3 separate regions of the Mus musculus genome follow, and regions 1 and 3 are each linked to region 2. A link is a loop called in an ENCODE intact Hi-C map of the cell type or tissue named here. Cell type or tissue: heart. All regions are shown on one strand.

Region 1 (8,000 bases), 63 kb before region 2:
ACAAGAACATGCATAACGCAGGAGTCTTTAGTCTGGCAAAAGGAGGTGATGACCTTTTGTCGCATTAAGGAATCGCCATGTTTTTATGTGTGCAAACATCTCCAGCCGTGGAAAATAGGGATTCGGGGCCTTGTGGCTAGCAAGATGGCTCAGCAGGTAAAGGTGCTTGCTGCCAAGGCTGACCACCTGAAATCAACCCCCAAAACCCAAAAGGTAGAAGCCGAGAACAACTCCAGAAAATTGTCTTCCGCCTTTCACATGCTTAGCGTGGGATGTGTGCGTGTGGAGCAGACACACACACCACAGTGTTTCATTGTACCTGGGCACTCCTGTCTCCCTCCCGTCCCCGGTCATGGGCCTCTCTACCCATCTCACATAGACAAACGCCCCACAGTGTAACAGCTCAGATGGCCTCCGGCACCAGCTGCACCAGCTGCACCAGCTGCACCACACATGCTCTCCCCCGTTTAGGATCCGGTCGAGCTGTTGTCTGGATGGTATGAGGTTAGAGCCTGCCTGTTTGTTCCCATATTTTTGCTTAAGCCCTCAGTGTCTGAACCCCTCCTGCTATCACCTGAGAACCCTGGATCTAGGTGTAGGGTGCAATTCTAAGGGGTCTCTACAACCAAGTACTTGAACTCTGATCACACAGAGGACTTGGGGGAGAACTGAAACCCAACAGCATGTCAGATCTGTGTATAAGCAGATATCTATAACACCACATAATTTCTTTTTTTGTTGTTGTTTTTGTTTGTTTGGTTGGTTGGTTGGTTTTTTGAGACAGGGTTTCTCTGTGTATCCCTGGCTGTCCTGGAACTCACTCTGTAGACCAGGCTGGCCTCAAACTCAGAAATCCACCTGCCTCTGCCTCCCGAGTGCTGGGATTAAAGGTGTGTGCCACCACCGCCTGGCTAAATTTTTTTTTCTTTTGAATCAAGATCTCAGTATGTAATCTAAGGCCATTCTCAAACTCCTAAAAGCTAGGGCTTGCAGGCATTCACTACTATGTGCCTGGGCCAGGCTCTTTTCAGGCAGTGAAATCTCAAAGAGCAGGATTTCAGGACTGATGTGACCCAGAAGGCACCAGGCAGAGGAGAAGCCCGGCTCCTTGTGGACTACCCTGCAAAAGCCTTTCAAACCCAGCTCAACCCTTTCGTGCCTTCAGCCACCCACCCCGTCCTGTATCCCCATCCCACAGAATCACCAGAGCTGTGATACCACAGGCCCTCCATACTCCCCTGGACCCTCATATCATCCATACTGTCCTGGGAAATATTGGGATATTATTTTTGAGTTTTATTTTCAGGTTTTTTTACAAGAATATAACATGCTCAAACAGAAAAACAGTGATCACATACACTGCTGATAAAGGAACCCAGCTCCCTTTGTTAACAATAAATAAATATTAACACAGTGGGGAGTCCCGTGTCCCGTTCCCCCCCCCCCCCAGCCCTCAGTGATTCCCAAGGCTTGCAGAGGTAGAGTCTGGTAGGGAGGAGGCGTGATCAGGCAGCAGCTCCAGCTGAGGCTCTTCAGTACAGGCAAACAAACCACAATAAATAACAATAGCAGCGAGACAATCGGCACAACACAACAGAACACAATATTATACTTAAAAGAGTTCTCTCCCGGAGAAACCTCAAGTGCAGAGGGAAACAACCTAGGTCTCCGTCTCGGTGGCTGGTGCTGGAAGTCCCAACTTGGAAAGTTTGTTCGGTAAGACTCAGAAGTGATAGGCAGGCAAGTTGGTTTCCCCCGGCCCCATCCTTCCAGGCAGCCCTCCCCGCACATCTGCAATACTCCCTTGGCTGAGCTAACTTCTGTTCCAGAGCTTTCTTGGTCCTTGACGGGCTTCTCCCCTAACTACAGTGGGCATCTCATGTCAACAGGAAAGAAGCACAAGGCTCCCCTTCCACCAGGGTGAGGGGTAGGAGACACTTTTCCCCATTTTCATACCCACAAAGAGAACTGGTTTGACTTCAGCTAGTCTTTTGGGCTCCTAGATGGATTTTTCAATGACTTCTCTCCCTTAGCTCACCTGCTGGACATGAGTGCTGGCCCCTGTGCCGGAAGTCTCCTTCCTCCCACCTCCCTCCTTAGACCCCATCTTCCAAGGAGCGCAGGGCCCAGTAAGACTTCTCAGTTAGCCCTGTTCACAAGCAGACCCTGCTGCAAAGGTGAAGGCAGGGGGCCACCTACAAGACGGCCATGGAGAGCACCCAGCTTAGGGTCCCATGAGCAGAATGGCTTCTTTTGCAGGATTCATCATTGACCCGGAAAGGGGCTCACAGGCCGGTTTTTTGAGGTATAGAAATCTCATCTGGGCCAAGAATCAGACAGACTCATTGACCTCTGTGAGACGGCAAGAATGAGCACAGGAATATTAAGAAGCCTCAGCTCGGGGGCCCTGGGTGTCCCTGGGAAGGCAAGGGGCAGGAAATGAAGGTTCCACACACACAGCCTTTTCTAGGCCCAGTCCAGGAGTGAGGAAATCAAGACGGGGACCAAAGCCGACTGTCTGGCCCTTAAATAACTGCTCTCTGGCTCCTGTTCTCATGGTTCCCAACCACCCAGCATCCCTTTGTGTGTGCCCTGGTAAAAAGTATAAGTTCTGGGCCACCCTTCCCCCCAGAGCACCCGGCGCAGCCTTGTCGTCAGCCCTCAGTCACAGGTCCTGGAAATGAGGAGTCTCTCCTACACTGGCCCACCACAGTATCTGGAGGAGAGGGGGTTCTTCGCACTCAAGCTGCGGGGATGGATGTCCGTCTGTCCTTCCACTATCCTCTTGCACTTGCTGCACAGGATCTGCCTCCCACACAGGGCAGCTGCTTTAGGGACGGGCGACTCCACCTCTCTTCCCGATGGCTTCTAGGTTGCTGCGGAGGCTCAAGTGTGTGAAGGCTCAGCTGGGCTGCCGCTGGGTGCAGAGGTGGAAGTGGCCGAGGCTTGGGCAGCCAGGTCGCGATAAGCTGGTGACTTGAGGAAGCGCGGATAGGAGTCCTTCTCCATCAATGTGCGGGTCTTCCCCTGAGCCACATCGAAGCAACTGGTAGTGGCAGCTTGTAGGTTTGTCTTGGTCAGTTCTCGGGTCTCGTGATCTATGTTCACCTGTGGGGGAAGCAGGGCAAACCACAAAGGTGAGTGGTGTGGAGTGGGGTGGCCGGGCAGGGCAGGGCGGAGGGGGGGGGAGTTTGGTGAGCAAGTGATGTCACTGAAAGAGTACCAGACAGTAAATAAAGTGACTCCTTTCATATACATATATACATATGCATGTATATATGTGTATATGAGTATATGTGATCTGTATGTATATGTGCCTGCATAAGTGTGTGCACCGCATGTACATAGGAGCCTCTAGAGGCCTGAAGGATCCCCAGAAATGGAGTTAAAGGAGGTTGTGAGCTGCCATGCTGGTGATAAAATATAGGAGTTCTGGATGTATAGTGTGGGGTGACCTATGTCCTCTACAGCAAGTGCTCTTAACCACTGAGCCATCTCTTCAGCCCCACTCACCAGCTTTTCGGGTCTAGGACAGTTCCCACTTCAGACCCAGGGGTTGGTCCTCTGATCTCTCAAGACTAACATGAGGCCTTTTATGAATGCTACTCCTCTGCTGGTTCCAGTCACCACCTCTGCGCTGGACCTGTGTAGTAATTCGGCTCCTGCCTCCCCTCACTCCCACTGTCTGTCTGTCCTCACAGCTGCTAAATCGAGCCCAATCCGTCTGGAAATACCCTAGCTTCCTGTCCATGTCATTCAAAGGAAAAGCTAGAATGGCTGCATCTGGCCACCAGCCATGTGTATGACCTCACCTGTCCCCGTTCCCTGTGGCAGGATGTCCTTCCCTCTCTCGATCCTTACAACTCTTGGCCTTGTGTGTTCTTTCACCGGCTCCCTAATTCTCACTGTGTGCTCTGTTCACATCCCTGGCTTATACTGAATTGGTTCCTGACATCTTCTCCCGTTACAATAGAGTTCCACTAGAACTCTACACTTTTCACTGCTACATCCTCTAAGATAATAAAACTTCCTTGCATGTTAAGTGATACTTATTAAATCGTTACAGAGTAAATGTAAAATAAACAGAAGCAGCCAGAAAACAAGATACAAACACACAGCATTGCTCAGGTGTGTCCACCAGGTGGCGCCACTGCTACTGTGAATAGCCTTTCAGAGGCATTGCAAAAAGAAACAAAAAACAAAAAACAAAAAAACAAAAACCTAACAAACAAACAAAAAAACAACAAAAAAAGTTCCCAAAGGGTGGACACAGATCAGAGTCAGGTTATCCAAAGCCTTTTGTTCCTCTACTTTCTTGTGCTGAGTTTTTGTTTTGTTTTGTTTTTTTAATAACGAATTTACAAATGTTGGTATGGAGAGAAGAACCCCTCCCCCCCAAAAAAATTCTTGCCGTCCCTGTGCTATATATAACACTTTGTGTTGCAAAGTTTAGTGTCCAGCCACTGACTCCCTACCCTTCTCCAACCGTGCAGACTACTGCACTGCAAAGCTAACTCTTCCCTCATTGACCTCGGTTTTCAGTTGGAAAGGAACAGACAGGGTCTGGAGGAGTCAAGGCCGGAGCCGAGTGCTGGGGCACTGGGACACTGACCTCTTTAGGGGCTTCGCTGCGGATGTACTCGTCAAAGATGTGGTGAGCCCTGGACGCCAGTTTGGTGGCTGATCGGATCTTCTTGAACTCCTCGCAGGCCAACCAGAACTCCAGGTTCTCCTCACTGAATTCCGTCTTTAGGAAGGCATGGAAGGCAGCCACCCCATCTGTGGTAAGGGGAGAAAGGAGACAGGTCAGACTAGGGGACAGCTGCGAAGAAAAGACGAAAAGACAGCAATTGGCGTTAATGGCTCTATTTTTAGAATGTAATTTTCCTGAACAAGGCTCTGTCTTTGTGTTCCGAACAGAGGCTGGCACACTGGAGGACTGGGGTTATTATTACTACTACTATTATTTGGCCCCGTGTTTTTTCAGCCTTGCTGGGACAATCTCCAAGCACATGAGCACACACGTGCCTTTCACAGACAGACAACAGGGTCCTACTTACTTTTACTGTTCAGCAGCAAATCGAAAGACTCTCTCCATCCCAGTACATCTTCTGAGAAGCTTCTGTGGGGGGGGGGGGGAGATGGGGGGAGCAGAGATTTTTAAATGAATATTTTTTAATCAACAAACAAAAGCATCCTAGGCTGAAGTTATTGGTTGTCAAAACTAACCTCTCAAGCTCCCATGAAACAGGTTATGTAAGGGGCACCTGGGCATCCAGCAACCGTTGCCAGGAACCCTTTAGTCCTCAGTCAGTATCCCTAACACCGCCTTCTTCTGTAACTAAATGGATTCTAGTCCCAAGATTCTCAACTTTGGTTTGCACACCTCTCCAATGAAGCAGGAGGCTGAGAGAGTCTCTCTATTTACTTACAACCCCAAAGCCTAGCATCACGCCTGGCGTTCCATAAAAGGTGGCTTCTAGGCAGAGTGCTCTAGACAGATGCAGACCCTGCCCTAGCCCTGTATTCGAGTGTTACAACATCCTCAGAGAAACAGGGATGCATGTCCTGCACGCGGGCATCTGCTGGGGGTGGCAAACCTGGACTCTACCACCTCCACAATGGGGCTCCGCAGCCACAGGACAGCAGTAAAGTCTCACTCAAATCTCCAGAGAGAGGTTTCGGGCACCTAGCTAGTCTGCTCCTATTTTCCCTTTCAGGCCTTCTCCCCTCTAAAGCCCCAGGGCTGGACAGACAATAGGACTTACCTCTCTTTGTTATGCTTACTGGCCCACTCGAATTTGCTAATACCCCCAGTATCGGAGCTCAGCTCTGATTTATGAAGAAAGATTCCCAGCCGCGTCTTGAACTCTTTGGCTCTGAAAGAAAAACCATCAAGGTGTAAGGATTCTGTTTGTTTGCCAGCACCGAGAAGTTGGGGAAGGAGGGCCTCCCAACTAACACCACCACCCAGAGTTCAGTCCCAAGAAACCTGGGACACTTGACCATTCCCAAGGCCCTAAGCGCTTCTCTCATTGGAGTCTTCAAGTTCTAGGCCACAAAGGCAGCACTTGGGCTATGCCCTGATAGGTCTTAACACTTTGGGGTCTTTATAGCACAACAAGTTCTGCCCGGCTGTCCCCGTTTCCCCGCGTTCCCAAGGCTGAGGGTTAGTGGATTCGGGACTTGGTCGTCCGGACTGCTAAAAAAAAAAAAAAAATCCTCTTACCTCTCCAGGCAGGTGTTGGGGAAGGTGGCTAGGGTGCGGCACATGGTTGCGGACGCAGGACAGCACGTCGTGGAGAGGATGGTGGCGGACCGGAGGGCGAAGAGGGAAAAGCGAGTAGCAAGTACCAGGCTGCGCAGAAGAGGTCTGGAGAGCGGCACGCGCCGGGCCGGTGGCTACTAAGGCTTTTATCCCCGTGGGGCGGGGCGGGGACGAACGTCGCCGACCAATAAGAGAGTGGGGCTGGGCGTTGGGAGGGAGGAGGCAGCGAGGGGAGTCTGAAGGGGTGGGGCACGACTGGTAGCCCCCAGGGCCTCATCTCAAGCGCACGGGGCTGTCCCCACCCCCAAGGTCGGAGACTTGGGGTGCCAGGAGAAGAGGAAGGCTTGAAGACCAGACATACGCCGAGAGAGAGAGAGAGAGAGAGAGAGAGAGAGAGAGAGAGAGAGAGAGAGAGAGAGAGAGAGACGCCGACCTCTAGTAAAAGCAGGAAAACAATTCAAAAGTGACAGGAGAGGTTTGGTAGGGGGTGGAGAGTTCACGGAGGACAGGCGCATGGGGTGCATTCCAAGAAAAAGTACATCACCACTATACTGCACTCTCTCTCAGGTCAGAACAGGTACCATCCCATGGTCTTCGAAGGTGACGGGAGCCAAGTGAGCTATTCGCCCCCACGGTCATTACCTCCACTTTGAGATGAAGGATCAGAAGATCAGAAAACTAGCGATTTGGCCAAGATCAGCAGGCATGGGCGGAAACATTTACTTAACACAATTATAGCAGAAATCTCTGCAACCGTGCTTAATTGCTCTAATGCTCTATAGTTATAGGGTAAGTCTTGGTGCCTCAATCCAGCTTTGAATTTACCATGTTGCTCCTGCTGGAAAGCAACAGTAACAACAGCTCTGTAACCGGTAAGTGATCCTGAGGCTAAGCAACTGCTTAGTTCCCCTCCTCATCCTGCCTTAAAGGTGCCATTGTCTTCCCGGCTGGCCCTCGGGAGCTCCCTTCGAGATTGCTACTAAGAAGCAGCAGGTAAGGTTAAGGGTAGATAGTTATGGAGTTTCAAATCATGTTTCTGCTGTATAATTATGAGAGACCTTAGAGACTCCATCTTTCCATTTCTTTGTGTCTGGGGTTTAGACATCACCATACTTATTTCATAAGGTGTGGTGGGGACTGAAGACCTTTTTGGAGAGCTGGACTTCCCCAGGGAGCATTCTGTAGGGGTAGCAGGCATGCTAGGGATAATTCTCAGAAACGAACTGAGAGAAGAGCAGAGCAGTTATGCTGCACACAGAGACCCCACCCCACGCCCAGAGGGTCTTCAAGGATGTTCTAGAGTTGTGTAGACCTTTGCAAGTGTCTACTTCTGGAGCTGAGCAGGCCTTAGCATTACCCATTTATTGGACTCTGCTGTGCTGAGATGCCTGACCTGGCTCCAGGTGATGTCTCTGTCAAGAGCAACTCCCAGAGCCTATAACAGAGACCATACCACACTGGTGGTGGCCAGGATAGGGGATCTGGGTGGCATGCCAAAGGACCCGCATCTATATACAAGGCGCTTGGAACAAGACTTGGCACACAATCAAACAGATTGGCAAACAGATAGACTGGAAATCTATGCTGTATGGAATTCTATGCAGTAAGGAAAACAATGTTTTGTCACTTTCAGGATACAGAATTCCATCTCCTAGGGGGCTTCTCCAGCAGTAAGGACTGCTCTATGCTCTGTGAAGTAAAAGGTCGGGAAAGGAAGATGGGAGGGAGTGGG
Region 2 (8,000 bases):
GTCTATAATTCCATAACCCCAGTGGAGGGGAGGTGGAGGAAGGACAATCAGAAGGTTAGGCTCAGCTACATAGTGAGTTCGGGACCAGCCTGAGGAGATGAGAGCGGGGAGAGGGAAAAGAAGGAGGGGTGGGGAGAAGGGGGAGGGGAGAGCAGAGAAAGGAGCTGAATCAATGGCCCCCGCTGCATAGCTGGGGTGAACCAAGATGCCATCCCAGGTCCACAGGACTCCAGAGCAAGATCTTGACAGCAGTGTTTGTAGGAAGGAGAAGAGCAGGTGAAATGAGTGCTCGAAGAGCAAGAAGCTAGCATTGGGGAAGGTAGGTTTTAGAGAGGGACTGAGAGGAAATGGTAGGGCTTGCCTTCCTTAAGAATGAGAGTAAGCAGCAAACGAAACGGTGGTGATGACAGAATCAGTCGTGGCGGGGGCGGGCGGGGGGGCATATTCGAGATGCATCCAATTGGATAGCCTTGACCTTTATTCATTTGGGGTGAGGTTGCTGGGAACGAGGTCCAGAACTACAAGCACAAAGAAGTCATGTGAAATCACTGCCTCGCTTTCCAGCCTCTGTAATGTAATGAGCGTGAAGGAGTCCTATAAAATAACGGATTGTGTTATGATAGGTGCCACATGTGCTATAGGGGAGACGCCTGGGAGAGTGGCAAAGAGTCAGAGCAGCCAGAAATGAGCCTAAGTGCAGCAGGGAACAGAAAGCAATCGTGATGGCTTAGACTTTGATTCCTGGAGAGAGCTTCCATGCCCGAAGAAGGGAACAGAAACAGATTCTAATTTGGGAATGTAGCCATCCTTCAAAGAGTCCTTGACCCTAGGGAGCAGCAATTTGAGAACTGGAAGTTAGAACAAAGAAAGGCAGAAGAACAGAAGTTTTAAAACAGCGCTGGAGTCAGAATATATGCCTTGAAACACTCTCCGAAAGTATTTACTGAGCACTGACTTTGGCCACACCAAGTGCTTTCTGAACCTCGTGGTAGATCCATAGCATAGATCTTGATGACTTTACCATTTGAGAAAAGAGAAAAACACACCTTAGGGAAGGTACATGACTTGCCTTGGTCATGTGATCCATTGGTGGCAGGAAAGCCAAGTTAAGAAGCAAATATTAGGGGGCTGCAAAGGAGGCTTAGCTGTATAGAGCATTTGTTGCTCTTGCTGAGGACATGGGTTTGATTCCCATCACCTACATGGTGGCTCACAACCATCTGTAACCCCAGTCCTGTAGATCAAACTCCCTCTTCGGACCTCTTGGGACACAAGACACACGTGGTGAACACACGTACGTGAAGGCAAAACATCCATACACATAAAATAAATAAATCTAAAATAAGAAAGATGTCAACATTAGCATCTGTGTTGGTGGTTTCATCTCCAGACCTCTAGGACCTGGGGCCTAAGGGTTGCTGAGGTGGAATGACAGAAAGGAGCCCCACGCAAGGCAAGACAGGGAGCCATGAGGAACCCTGTGGATTCCCTGTCTACGAGCGACAGCAGAAGCCAGAGGGATGGAGAAGTAAATGAAGAAAGCCACTTAGGTGGGAAAGAATCTAGTTCCAAGAACCGACACATAGACACAAAGATGGGCGTGGGCCTCAGAGTTTGATGAATTACACTGTGAGGAACTGAAGGAACTGCACAGGTTGGGAACCTGAAGGGATGTGTGTGGCAAACTCTCAGGTGGCTCGGCAGCACCCCTGGCTGGGCAGGCAGCCTGCCAGAGAGAGCCACGCCTATCCACAAGTGGAAGCAGCAGAGGCCTCACTTGACACCAGTTTGAGCACAACCAAGCCCCCACTCATGTGCACAACACATTCAGCCTTACTGACCTCATGGTCCTCACGGGAGAAGGCCAGGGTAGATTGGAACACCCTTTCCAAGGAGAGTTACTGCTCTGTCCTGTACTCAGACCTGCCCTCCTCAGACATCCTGTCTCCTCCTTCCCCTCAACACCGTCACTGCCACACACAGAGGACTTACTCCAGGCCACTGTCACCCTAACTTTATAGCCCGATACATCATGGAATCAATGTGATTAAGAAAAAGGTCCTGGAGCAAGAGAGGGCTCTGTCAATAAGTGCTCATTGCACAAGCACAAGGACCCGAGTTCAGGTCCTCAGAATCTTCGTAAGATGAAACAAAAAGCAGGCTGGCCAGCCCAGCCTATGTCAACGAGAGACTCTGTTTCAATAGAACAAGGTGGGTCCTGACAAGACGCCTGACCTGCAACTGCATTTGCACGCATGTGCTTGTGCATCTGCACATGTATGCACACAAACATACACACACACACACACACACACACACACATACACAGGGGCTCTGGTTTTGAATCCTATATGACCTTGGGAGAGTACTCTAACATCTTAAAGCCCAAGATGGAAATCTAACTTGTAAAAATGGAGACCATTCGGGAACTCACTGCGCTGTACGGATCAAGTGAAGCAATCTATGCAAAATTGCTTGGTACTCACTACGAGCAGTCAATAGTGCTAGTCGTAGGCTTGGTTTACAAAAGGAGTGTGAGATCTGAGCATAGAACTGCCTGTGGTCACTAAGCCAGTAAAAGGAGCAAAGGAGATTTGCCTACACATCTGGGTGATGTTAGAGCACGCCTGTCCTCTCTCCAATGACCACTTTCTTCAAAGAGGGGATGAATGTTAAACCCCGGTCAGGCAAACACACTGAGCATATGTGTGCCACAGCCCTGCAAAGGTGCCATTTGGCTCACAGGCTTGGGGCTGGTCCAGCTGGAGGACACCTCCCATCACCTTTTCTATGGTGAGAACTGAGGCTATTAGGAACCACCAAGAGCCTGGAATCTACCTAAATTCTTTCCATCCTGCAACCCCAACAGTCAGCCTACCACTAGTGGTTCTTTCATTGAGAGAAAACTAACTTGTCCTTCTCAGCATCCCATTGTACCTTCCTGGGCATCCTTTCCAGCCTTTAGCCAGGGACCACAAGCATCCTTGGAAATACACTGCTCTCTTCTAGGCATCAAATCGATTGGTTGCCTGCTGTTCAGGATGGGATGGGGAGTGGGGGTGGGGGTGGGGGTCGGCAAGGGCTAAACCCAGGCATTCACTCCACTTTGGAGTTGTCAGGGATTTCAAGGGAGCGTTTGAGGGGCCAAGAAAAGAGAAATAACGGCCCTGTTGCCATGGACTCTCCTGGTGTCTGGACCTGAGAAGCAAGAACAGACGGCAGCAAAGGCAGCCATCACAAAGGCCGGCAGATGCACCTGCCCTCATCCCTTCTCAACTCACCCACATTCTCTACCCAATCGCTCTCAGCCACAGCCTCCTCCCCCTACCCTTTTTATGCTCCCAGAACAGGTGTCACTGCAGGTAGGCCATGGAGGTTCACTGAGCAAAGAGACATTCCACCCAAGAACAACCGAAGTGAGTGGTGGGGGTGGGGGAGTTCTGGGGATGCAGGAAGCACCAATGCTTCAGAAGCTCCGCCTCCTTCTGCCAGCAGCCCCGCCTCTTCCTGCCAGTAGCAGATGGCAGGAGGCAACAGCATCCTCAGGACAGACCACTTGCTCCAAGCCTGGTCCGAGTCTCTTGCTGATGTGTCCCAGCAAGTGAATTACTGGGGATGGGGGACGGGGGGGGGGGGAGCAGGGACCTATTTTTTCTTCTCATTCACTTCTTTTCTCACCATCCTTCTCCCAGTAAGCTTTGCATTGGTTCCTCTGCATCTTCCCTACCCCTTGTCCTGTTTCTTGTCTTTTACCATTTTTCTCCCCTGTCATTCCACCATTCACTTTCCCTCCGGAGGACCCTCCTTCCTGCCTTCTGTTTGTCCACAAACCGTAATTGGTTCTAAATGCAGAGTGTTGATTTATCACTAAACAACTCAGCGGCATCTGCTGTTATCTCTAGGGGTGGCCATGTTTGCATTAGCAGTGCCGCCGAAGCTAGAGACCTGTGTACACTGCACACTAGGTGGGGAAGACTGGAGCTCTGATCCAGACCCCACTCTAGAACCTTACTCCTGAGCTCCCGCACATTTTGGGCAACATGACTCCAACCCCAGAAGCTATTGTGCCCTGGCTCTGACACACAGTATTTGGCATGAGCTAGTGTGTAGAGAGGTGTGGCCTCTCTGTTCTTTAGTCTCCTCCACAGGGTTAAGGGGACTGCAATGGGTTTACACACACACACACACACACACACACGTGACAGGCAGAGCCTGACTTATAAGCAGGGAATGCTGGATACTTGTTCATGACTGTTACTCTCATGTTCTAAGGGAATGCTGATCCATAACTGAATGTTTAATGCTAAATGCAGTCCTGGCAATCAAAGGCAGTGGACGGGCAGTGAACAGTTCAGAAAAAAACAGGAGAGGAGGAGGAGGAGGGAGGTGAGGGCTCTCTTCTAGTTGTTTTATTAGCATTTGACTTAGGCTTTCTTTGAATAACCCTCCCAGGAGTCAAGGCTCTGGAAACAGCACAAAGGTTTTGGGATGGGTGCCTTGCCAGCAGCAGGAAGGGACAGGCATGTACAGTTCAGGATTCCTGGAACAGTGGGCAGGATATTGGCGTCCTTTCGAACAGCCACAGAACCTCCAAGAACATGCCGTGGCCGCACATGCTGCCGGCTGCTGGCTGGCTCCCTCTGATTCTTTCCTGCGGCGTGCTTACATAAGGGGAGAAATTGGGTCACTATGAATGAGCGGTGCAGCGGGTACAGCAGGGAGGGTGGCTTAGGTAACAGTTCAAGGTCCAGCAGCCCCGATTTAGCTGGCAGCAAGGGTGGACTTGAGCCTCCATCAGTTCCCAGGCTCAGGAAAACACAAAACAAACAAGGGGGGAAAACTATTTTTAAACACTGTGTTTACCAAAGTACTCTCTCAAAACCCAGCGTCCTCTTGCATTCCTGATCAATGGGAGAAAACAGTCCATTGAATAGAATCCAAAGTCAAGCCGAGGATAGGAGCCGGAAAATGTGTTTATACAAGCTAAGGTGCATAAGCTACTGGAGAAGACAAAACCTGTTTCCCTCGGAACCAAGCCGCTGGTTTAAATTTTGCAGTGAGAATCACGTCAGGGTCAGAAAATCTTCCTCTGTGTCATCTGTGAGGCAAAGGTTTTGAAGTAAATGACTGTGGCTAATCAAGATTCATGTATGGATTTTACTTAGGGAACAAACTATTGCCAGTTATGAGATCTGCTGGCAAGCAATTGGGATGCTAATTATAATTTCACACTTATGATTACTGGTTTTCTTAAATGATCTCTGGTATATATCACCTGTGTGTGTGTGTGTGTGTGTGTGTGTGTGTGTGTGTGTGTGTGTGTGTGTGTGTGTGTGTGTTAGGATGACAGTATATCAGGCTTCTTCCTCTTCCTAAGATACAGAAGCAGAAGAAAGGCCATACAGAGCTTACAGCTGCTACCCCAATAAAAAAGTACTAAAGGCCAGGTGGTGGTTGCCCATGCCTTTAATGCCAGCAGTCGGGACAGAGAGATCTCTGTGAGCCCAAGAACAGAGTGAGTTAGAGGACAGCCTGGGCTACGCAGTGGATCACTGTCTCAAAGAACAAAACTAAACAACAAGAACCAAAAAAAAAAAAAGTACTGTAAAGCTCACAGATGCTAGTCTGTAGCCTAAAAAAAAATCTCCACATTCAGTATCAAAGAGTAGTTCTCAGATGCATTTTATGGAAGAATACTGCTGGGACCCTCAACCAAGGGAACATACCAGATTTTACCTCCTGGGCTTGTAAAAACTCCACTCCCAGCAGGGTTCTCTCACATTCATTAGGGAAGGTGGGTAGGAAGACAAGAGGGAATCACAAAAGCTCAGGAGAGCTGAGTAAAAAGAAACATCAAGTCACTCTGGGAAGTCTCCCTCTGATCTGCTGCCTCAAGCTGTCCACGGGATCAGTACGCCTTCCATTAGCACAGGCACACAGGACTCACAAAATGCGTATTTTCTCAGTAAGCCAATGTATTATAGCAAAAAATAATCAGACAGCTATCCTTTATCAGGCCTTCTGTGTACCAGGTCACCTCTTTTAGCATTTGGGGAACAGCAACTGTGTTGAAGTCTTACGCCGTACAAGCCTTCCTTCCCCTTTCACAGATGAGGAAAACTGAGGCTCCTTGCCATTAGGTGATGGGCCTGAGGTCACAGAGCTGATGAGGGACAGGAGGCGGGGTTAGGAACTTGCACAGCTGCTTCTCTTCAGACCTTTTATAGGCAATGAGGAGCTGCCCATTGTCCTGGAGCCCCTCCCAGCAAGGTACAAGGGAAGCTTACAGCGGTGCTCTTGTAATTGACAGAAGAGCCGGGAAACTCCTTTTCCACCCATCTCCACTCCACGGAGTTAACTCAGCCTCTGCCTTTTTGTTTTATTCTATCTATCTATCTATCTATCTATCTATCTATCTATCTATCTATCTATCTCTTCCTTCCTTCCTTCCTTCCTTTTCTTTTGACTACCTATGGGATCCTCCACACCACACACATGGGACCCATAATACCCTGATAGTCCATTACAGGCAGATGCTGCCTGAGGCCTCAATGTCCTCCATAGAATACAAAGTTTCTCCAAAAGCCTGGGCTACCCACCCCACCAGAACACAATCCTTTCCTGTTTTGCACACTTGTGCTTGAAAGCAGAGTTTCTCAAGCTTGCCATTTCGGAAAGACTCCTGGGAAAACCATACCCCAGCCTCCAATCCCCAGGGATTCTGGTTCCACAGGTCTGAGATAAGATCTAAAAATGTTCATTTCGTACAAGCTCCTGCAGGTGCTGCTGCAGATGCCTTGGTTCACACTTTGAATAAGACTTCTCTAGAATTTTCTGACTTAAACAGTATGGGGAGAGTCGAGTGATAAATGGAAGCCTGCCTATTTGCCCTGGAGCTAAAGCTTGCCCAGATGAACACTGTAGAGTGTCCCCAAGAGCTGATCATTTAGCTTTTATCTGATCATTGGTTTGGGGGGTCTTTTATGTAGTAGCTGTGTGAACAGCTTAACTTATTTTGTGTTTTTATATCTCAACCATTCCCTGAAGGGGACTAAGTTTTATGCGCCACAGACTTCTCCATTGGCCTTGTTTTACAGAGACGGACAATGATGTTACTGTGAAAGGGCTCTCCGTGGTCTTACTTCCCCTAACCTGACATTCCCTGGGGCCAGTGGGTCAAGTGAATAGAAGCCTTCCATCAGATTCCATACAAACTATTACACAAGATGGCCTTCCACATCAGTCCCCAAGGGAGGCGCTCCAGGTGGGGTCGGGTATAAACCTGCAAGTTACTCAAGTTTTATGTCCAAGGAAGGGAGGGAGGGAGGGAGGGAGGGAGGGAGGGAGGGAGGGAGGGAGGATGGATGGATGCATGCAGGAGCAAGGCAAAGGCAAGAGGAGGAAGAGAGAATGAGAAAGAGAAAGGTAGTAGGGAAAGAGAAGCAGGAGGGAGGGGAAGAGGAAAGCAGGGAGAGGAGGGGAAGGGAAGAAGAGAAAGATGGAAGGAAAGAGGAAAGAAAAGGGGGGAAAGCAAAAAAGAGAATATTTCTTCAGAGTTCAGGGCTAAATATCCCTCTAAAAGCAGGACAAATGAGTGCATGCCTAAACCTCATGGAAAATAGAACTAAAAATAAAAATAAAAGCAAAAGGTAAACACACTGGGGTTTTTCCCTATCTTCAAGTTGCCTGACAGAGTAGATTTCCCACAAACTGGAAGGTTTGGTTCTGTTAGGTATTAGCTTCAGAGCAGAAAGACTTCTAGGCACACACACAAACACACACTCGAGAGCACACCACACACACACACTCATCTCCCTTCAGGGCAGACTGCATGCACAATTCAGATATCAAGTCTAACTATAATTGGACGAACAGGGAAAAGCTTCCAAATTAGCACATATTAGAAACCCATCTAGCTAATGAAGCCATCAGCAGTGGCCATTTCAGTTGCATTTGTTGGTTTTAAGGAAAGCACTTAGCAAGCGCTGACCTCTTCGCTC
Region 3 (8,000 bases), 51 kb before region 2:
TTCCAAGGCCCTGAGAAATCATTTAGAATAAAACACTCCAGAAGAGGGGAAAACTGAGGCCTACCATTTTACAAGTGCCTGGAAGGCAGGAGTTAGATCTCTAGTTCTCTCTAAGACTGGGCACAGAGCTGCACAGTCCTGTAGGTTCTGGGTGAGACTGTGCTCCGTTTTCAGGCACCTGTCACCCTGGAATTGGAGTCAAGGAGGTGTTCTAACCATCACCCCACCGCACCCGTCTGTCACCCATCCACCAACAGGAACTTCCAGCAGGGTGTAGCAAACAGCCCCCAGCTGTGCTTGTGGCATAGTGGAGACCCAGGACAGATGAGGAGGGAGCACCGTTCAGATCTCAATGTCAGGATGGCAGGACTCAAAGATGCTCACAGAGGAGCTTTCCATGATTAGCTGTTTGTGTCCCAGCCCAGAGCAAATTGGACCATCACCCCTGGTTTGAAGGACACTCAGGTCCTCTTCTTGGTCTGAAGCTGCCTTTGTGATATAGGTGCTTGCTTAGGCAGAACTAAGATGACCCCAAGGATGCCTCAAACCCCAAATCTTAATGCCCTGCACAATATCCAACACAATACACGTATTCACTAAATATCAAATCTATGAATGAAACAAAGGGACAGCAACAAACTCAAAGAACACTAACACCCTTGGAGAGTCTCTGTCAGCCCTGCCTCCCAAGGGTCTTTGAGTTTCGAGCCCTTCTCTGCTGAATTTCCTTCTCTCCAGGCAAGTTTCTGGAAATGGGTCCCAGAAGGGTTAGATTATGCAGTGAAACTCAGTGCTAGGCATGCCCCTAACATGGACAGCCACTGTAGCTTTTGGAGTTTCATGAAACCCAGCAAAAGGAGCCAAATCAGGAAGAAGAGCAGATAGCAGGGCTGGAGCTAAAATCAAGACAAGAAGCACACCTGGAGCTTGTGCAAATTCTCCTTGTCCCTTTAGTGTAAAACTCTCAGAACATCTCACCTCTTTTGTGTCCCCTGGGGTAGTGGTGGGGGTGGGGGTGGGGGTGGAGGGAGGGTCATTCCTAAGATGCCTGTATCAGGATCCCAGCCAACTTGCTAGGAAGATTTCCGTGGCACTACCAGAGTACTCCAGACTCTGTCTTGGCATAAGGAAAACTACTGTTTTTAGGGACCTCCATCACCCACCACTTAACTCCCTGCTTTAGAGACACCCTGCTAAAGATGGAAAGATAGTTGTTAAGAGTAAGAGACCACCTACCTATAGTGACACACCCAGGCTACAGGGATGTCAAAACTGGGCCCCAGAGATGTCCAAAAGATCCAAACCCAGAACTACTCAATGCTGACCTCAGAACAGCTTGGGGCGAGGCCCTGGGTGTGTCCTGATCATGGGGTGATGTCTCCACACTATCCTGAAGCTCTCCTAAGCCACGGCTGGGGCAGGAGAACAGCAAGCGCCAGCATGATTATCAATGGCATCTTCAGACATAATGCAAGAGGCACTGGAGGGCCATGCCCTGAGAGTCAGGGACCCTTGCCCTGAGAGCCAGGGACCCTTGTACGACACCCCCTCCATGTTGGAGCCATCACTCCCCTGACAGGGAAAGTGGGATGAGGGATGAGGAGGGCTGGCACACGGTGGCACAGGTTTCACAGGAAAGCAGAGACTCCCCACACAGCCCCTGTGCTGGTCATGATGCTGCGACCAGCTGTAAGCAAACGTGCCTCTCTCAATGCGCCCACAACACCTGAGCAGAGGGATTCAAAAACGTGGATTGATGTGTGAGCAGCCGGGAGGCTGGGTCTGGCAGCCGGGGAGGGGGAGGGCGGGAGTGAGCCACAGGAACAGGTGGGCCTTTCACCAGCTCCCAGGCCATCCGCCCCTGACACAGCAGCTGTCCCAGAAACAGGCCCAGGTGGACAGAGGGAGGAGCACGGCAGGGGGCCCATGATGTTTTGCAGAGAAAGAAATGAGCTTTCCATAATGGGCCCCACACATCTGAGCAGGGGCGACATGACACGCGGGGAGCTGTGTGACTGAGCCTCTCCTCCCCACCCACCAGCAAGCAGCTGGCTCAGCTGCTCCAAGGCCACCAGGGAACCTTCTGGATCCAAATCCCCAGGCTTCTTCAACTGCCTGGCTACAGTGTTAATAATGGTGACTGTGAGCGTTTAGTGAACGGTACATCTGAGTTCTCCATGCCCCGCTTCTCATAGTCGCACCGAACCCTCCCCCAGCCTCTGAAGGAGGCACGGGGATTGTGGTTTTCAGGTCGGGGAAACTGAGGCACGGAGAGGTTAATTGAGGAACAGACAGAAGGACCAAGCTCTGATCCCAGGCTGTCTAATTGCAGTACCATCTCAGTCAGTGATCCACTCTGCAGACTGCCCAGGCCCCGTGTCTTACTGTTCCAGAAAGTTAGTTCTTGGGCCGAGCTCCAAGAAGATTCCTGCAGTAAATGTTTTCTTTCACATACTTATAGCTGGTCTTCACTTCTCAGAAGGGGTCAGAGAGAGCTGAAGAAATGAGCTTTCAACTTCCCAAGTGCAGTATACAGAGGGCCAACACTGTTACTCCCAGGAGTAACAGGCCTTTGGGGCAGCCCTGCTCATCCTTTAGAGCAATCATCTACTCTAAACATACTTCACTTATCCAAGCGCTTTGAAGCCCTCAGTTGGGAGTCTGGAATTTCACACGCAAGGGCTCATCTAATGCTCACTAGGACTTGTCCTCCACCCCCCATCTGTGCACTTTATTGATAACAGCAGGATTGTGACCTGGACCCTTAGCTCTGCTCCTACTCTGGCCTTTACCAGAGTCTATCGCTGTTGTTTCCACCACGGCCCACAGGCTGATGCATCCTCCACTCAGGTCAGAACCTGTATTTCCACCTGAAATTTAGATGTCTTCATATGTAACTTATCTGAAGTTGATTTGATGTCTTCCATGCATCTTCCCACATCCGATGTCACTGCATGGGTGGCATTAACAAACAATAGTGCTTCTGTTCGGCTGCCTTTGAAAACCATCTGGGTTTTTTTGAAAGCCATGCTTGTAAGTCCAGCGCTCTGCAAGTGGGGACAGGAGAAGCTTGAGGTCATTTTTGGCGCTCTCTCTCTCTCTCTCTCTCTCTCTCTCACACACACACACACACACACACTCACACTCAAGAGCACGTGCCATGGTGCATATATAGAGGTCAGAAGACAACCTCAGTTGTGGCTTCTCGATTGCCACCTTGTTTGAGGCAGTGTCTTTTTATTGTTTGCCACTGTGTCCACCAGACTAGCTACCCCTACAAGCTCGCAGGGGTCCCCCGTCTCGGCTTTCAATCTCTTTGTAGCAACAAAGGGACTGCAGATGTATACTACCATGCCTGGCTTTGACATGAGTCCCGGGGATCCGAACTTGAGTCTTCAGCTTGTACAATAAGCATTTTATCAGCGGATCTATCTCCTAAGCCCAGAGGTGAGTTTCATAATATCATACTTTTTTCCAAATGCTTCAGCTACATGTCTAAATATATGTATACATTGGTATAAGTCTATATCTGCTCTTCTATAGCTCAAGAAAAAAAAAGGGACCAATATGCAAATTCTGGGGGAGGGGCATTGTTGAATCTAAGTAATAGGCATTTATAATTATTTCTCTACTCCCCTGCATGCTTGAAATTCTCTCTAATAGAAAAACTTCCTTCCGAATCGCCCCCTGGCAATGCAATTTACCTTTCTCTCATTCCCTAATAGTATATTAATTAAGTGCTTAGAAACCTTCTACAGATCATTTCCTCTCACGAAGCTGTACTTGAGGAAAAACAAGCCCAAGGATGGGGACTCCACCAGGGTTCCCCATAATCAGCCCTTCCTTGCTTCATTCATGAGCACAAGAACAGCATCTTGGCCCGATAGTAAATCGCTCGTGACTGAATGAGTTGTGAATGAGGTAACGTGATATAAAACACAGGAGAACTGTACTGTCCTCTGTGATTAAGTGGCTGTGTGGCCATGAGCAATCACTAACCTCTCTGTGCCTCCTCTGTCTTCTCATTAGCAAGCAAGACTTAATAAGAGCTGTTTCCATCAACAAATGGGGGAAAGTGGTTGAAAGTACCCTGAGAAATGAATCTGTGTGTTCACTTTATTTTTGTTATCAAGATGTCCAAAGAAAGATTCTGAGACAGGGTGAGTGTGTTGAGGGTGTGTGTGTGGGGGGGTGCTACTTTCTGTCCATGAAGGATGGGAATTTCCACTCAGCTGGAAGTAGCACACTCCTGTGGCTCTGGCCTCATTGTCTCTCACCTCCTGCCTTAGCCCCACCTTCCCTTTTCTCTAACCAACTGACAAGTGCTGGGAAACACAGGGAATCTTAAAATAGAGCAACAGATCTCTCCAGCTCACAGCCTAAGGCTTGGCTGGGCCGGGGACTTGTGCAGAACTCAACAATTGGCTCACATGGCCCTGTGCTCCGGAAGAGCCAGGCCATGGAAAAAGCAAGCACATGCCTTCCAGAAAAGGGCCATCATCCAGGATGCCGTGTTTGGTTTGGCTGCCCATCTGAGGCCCTGCTGCCTGGGATGCTTTGGCCTGGAGAGTCTTGTGCCTCTGGGGATCCAGCTTACAGAAGGACCAGCTCTTCCTGGAAATAGTAGCAGTCCCACTGGCCCTGAAAAAAATGGGGTTACAACAAGAGGCCCTGGAGCAGGGTTGGGGCGAAGGGCCCAAAACTCCTTTGTTTGAAAGGTGCTTGACTTCAAGCAGAGGATCAGATAAGAGATGCTTATGTAACTAAACATGGATGGATACTCTGTGGGCAAATGGAGAGCCACCTTGAAGAGTGAGTGGACCCAATGGGTCCTGAGTAACCAACTGGCAAGCTTTCAACCTGACTCTTAGAGGAAAAGTCACTACATGTGTGTGTGTGTGTGTGTGTGTGTGTGTGTGTGTGTGTCTGTATGTGTGTGTGTGTTTATGTATGTGTGTGTGTGTATGTAAGTGTATGTGTCTGTATGTATGTGTGTGTATGTGCCTGTGTGTATGTATGTGTGTGTCTGTATGTGTGTGTGTGTTTATGTATGTGTGTGTGTGTGTGTGTAAGTGTATGTGTCTGTATGTATGTGTGTGTATGTGCCTGTGTGTGTGTGTGTTTGTGTGTGTGTTAACCTTCCCACCACCACCCTTCCCCCCCAAAACCCCAACTGTTCTGTCACCTGAGTGTCAACTAACCTGGTAAGGCAGAAGCTCTGTGCCAAGCACTCCCTGGATACATCTGTGCCTTTGATCCTCACAACTGAAAGGCACAGGAAATACTCTTAACCTGCTTTACTGATAGAGGAGCTGACACACACACAGCCCCACATCTTCCCGTGACAGAGCCAGGATCCAAAGCCAGCTGCTGGCTACAGCTCTCGTGGGTGTCACACACAGCTCTGCCAAGCAGCTAGCAGGCCCTGACAGAATATACCCTTAGACTGACCTGCATTCTCACAGTGAGGTTGGGACTGAGAGGGACTGAGGAAATATCACATATCACTAATAGTTGATTAATGCCGTAAAGAAGGTAGAAGTTGAAGGGAGCACCCCCCCCCATGAGGCATTCTGAGGAGGGAACTGATGGAGTCTCTAAGGATAAAGAAAGACAGGCTTTCTTCTAACTCAAAGAGAAATATGTATGAGTTTTGGATAGCCCACAAAATTTTCTGGGTGGTTCAGAAAACATAAGAACAAAGCAAGGCAGTGAAACTCCTCCACAAAACCACTTCGATGAGGCACAGCAGGTACTAGGCCTTTGGGCTAGACACCTAAGCCTCCTCCACAGCCAAGCAGTGGAGACACTCCCCAAGTGTCCCCCCAGCCTTGGCTGGCCCTAGAAAACTGGATGTGGTAGCTACCTCTGTCCACAAAGTGGATCCTCTACCATCCCTCCTCTTTGAACCACCAAGCTCTGATTCAAAGGCCCAGCGGGGTCTGCCTTATTACCACCCATGCTGCTATGAAATCTGTGTTGGACAGACACACAGCTGCAGGAGTTCCCAGTCCACTGAGTATGAAGGGTGGTAGGGCATAGAGGATACTGTAAACTACCCACTCTTATCATTCATTCATTCATTCACTCATTTAGTGTGTGTGTGTGTGTGTGTGTTCGTGCGCACGCATGCACTTGTGCAAGTCAAAGGACAACCTTAGATGCTAATCTTACCTTGTTTGAGTCCAGATCCCTTTTTTCATCACTGCATAGACTACTCGTTAGCTGGCCTGTGAGCTTCCAGAGAATCTCCTGTCTCCACCTCCCACCTGCTATGTAAGAGCACTGAGCTTATAGACATGAGTGCCACAGCTTTGGGTGGGTTCTGGAATTCAAACTCAGGTTCTCGTGTTTGCACTCTGCCCACTGAGCCACAACCCAGCCCTACTTATTTCCTGAGGTTGGGTCTTCCTACCTAGCTCAGACTTACCGAAATCTCCTGATCGTCTAGCGTCAGCCTTCCAAATACTGAGATTATGACCAAGGGCCAACCCGCCTGGCTCATCCACTCTACTCTAAACTGTGCCCATCCTCAACATACTTACGGACACACCCTATTTTGTCTAATGTAGCCTCTTCCCTTCCCTGGGTTGAATTACAGCCTCTTGTCCAATAAAAATAGCAGCTACTGATTTTGAGTTCTTATTTGATGCAAATCCTTCGAGATACCGTGCAGCCTCTGTGTTCTCCATTTCCAGATGCAGAATCTAGGGCTTTTGGGGGACAAAGGAGCTTTTTCCCAGTCTCTATGAACCAACAGACAGAGATTCGAAACTGACTGTGCTAGATAGTTTCATGGTCAACTTCACAAGCGAAAGTCATCAGACAGGAGGGGACCTCAATTAAGGAAACCCCTAAATTCCTAAGATTGGGTCATACACAGCCTGCAGGGCATTTTGTTAATTCGTGATTGATATTGGAGGGCCTAGCCCTTGTGGGTGGTGCCATGCCTGGGCTGGTGATCCTTAGTGCTACAAGAAAGCAGGTTGGTGTGGTGGCACACGCCTTTAATCCCAGCACTCAGGAGGCAGAGGCAGGCGGATTTCTGAGTTCGAGGCCAGCCTGGTCTACAAAGTGACTTCCAGGACAGCCAGGACTATACAAAGAAACCCTGTCTCGAAAAACCAAAAAAAAAAAAAAAAAAGCAGGTTGAACAATCCAGTAAGCAATACACACATACACACACCCTCTGCACCAGCTTCTGCCTCCAGAATCCTGGCCTGTTTGAGCTCCTGTCCTGACTTTCCTTAATAATGAACAGTGATGGAGAAGTGTGGGCCCATAAGCCCCTTCTTCCTTGAGTTGCCTTATGTCATGGTGTTTCGCCACAGCACATCACCTTAACTAGGACACCAAGCCTGGTTTGTAGTTCTTTTAGCATATGCTCCCCTCCCAAGGAGCTGATAGGAAAAACTGAATATCAGCAGCACAGAAGTGACCGCACCTCCTCCCCATCCAGGTGTCTGACCATGGTGCACAGGGAGAGGGGAGAAGAGTTCACTCCTCTGGACAGAGGGCACAGACTCTACAGCCCTTCCAGCCAAAGTTCAGCACCAACTACAACAGACTCACGGACAGCTGGACTCTGAGTGCCCAACATCCCCCTCTACCCTCTGAACCTGGCCCTCTGGTGTCTATCACTGAGTGGGGCTCAACTGTACACAGAGAGACTATGACTCCCAGCTACTCAAGGGTCCCGTGACTCACCAGTTTTCACTGCTATTGTTGATATCCAGTGACTTTTCAGCCATCATTGACCCCTGGGAATTCCAGATTGATGCTATATTCTCTACCCCTTCCCTTCTTAGCAAGCAGAGACATATGCGCCAATAGTTAAGTGGGCCACGGAAGTGCAATACCAATGAATTCCTAGGGGAAACCATAAAGTGAAAAAATACTGTTTGATAGAAAAGATTATTCTCTAAAACATTTCTATCATAGACTGGATTTTTTTTCCTTTTGCTTTTTATTAATAATGTTGCATGCATAGTCACCTAGTG

Evidence for each region. Hi-C counts contacts between places; a loop is a spot of excess contacts. Peaks named below come from ENCODE experiments on the same cell type or tissue, not always from the same donor. Only the 100,000 strongest peaks of a DNase experiment are listed, where the experiment ranks them.
Region 1: a loop joins it to region 2, with 2.2 times the contacts of the local background. A loop is called at or near these places in 13 of 42 quality-filtered maps.
Region 3: it touches region 2 in a loop (2.5-fold over the local background); 5 of 42 quality-filtered maps call a loop at or near these places.

What each region holds. Positions count from the first base shown.
Region 1 is chr1:153,738,742-153,746,741 of GRCm38, reverse strand. Rgs16 (regulator of G-protein signaling 16) reads right to left here and starts at 6,389. Exons shown (of 5, transcript NM_011267.3): 1 at 6,230-6,389; 2 at 5,769-5,879; 3 at 5,061-5,122; 4 at 4,613-4,779; 5 at 1,274-3,108. The coding sequence starts at 6,273. The coding sequence ends at 2,887. In heart, CTCF peaks have their summits at 4,138 (motif pointing right) and 7,096; DNase peaks (open chromatin) are centred at 3,751 and 6,431; H3K4me3 peaks cover 1,555 bases; H3K27ac peaks cover 809 bases; H3K27me3 peaks cover 2,538 bases.
Region 2 is chr1:153,676,010-153,684,009 of GRCm38, reverse strand. The region is part of intron 5 of Rgs8 (regulator of G-protein signaling 8); the gene reads right to left. Among named protein-coding and RNA genes, the nearest start is that of Rgs8, 27 kb to the right of the region's middle. In heart, no CTCF peak of the experiment used is centred here; a DNase peak (open chromatin) is centred at 4,669; H3K27me3 peaks cover 2,063 bases.
Region 3 is chr1:153,727,317-153,735,316 of GRCm38, reverse strand. It overlaps C230024C17Rik (RIKEN cDNA C230024C17 gene), which reads left to right. Exons shown (of 3, transcript NR_046171.1): 2 at 3,323-3,447. Among named protein-coding and RNA genes, the nearest start is that of C230024C17Rik, 6.5 kb to the left of the region's middle. In heart, no CTCF peak of the experiment used is centred here; a DNase peak (open chromatin) is centred at 4,476; H3K27ac peaks cover 1,923 bases; H3K27me3 peaks cover 1,606 bases.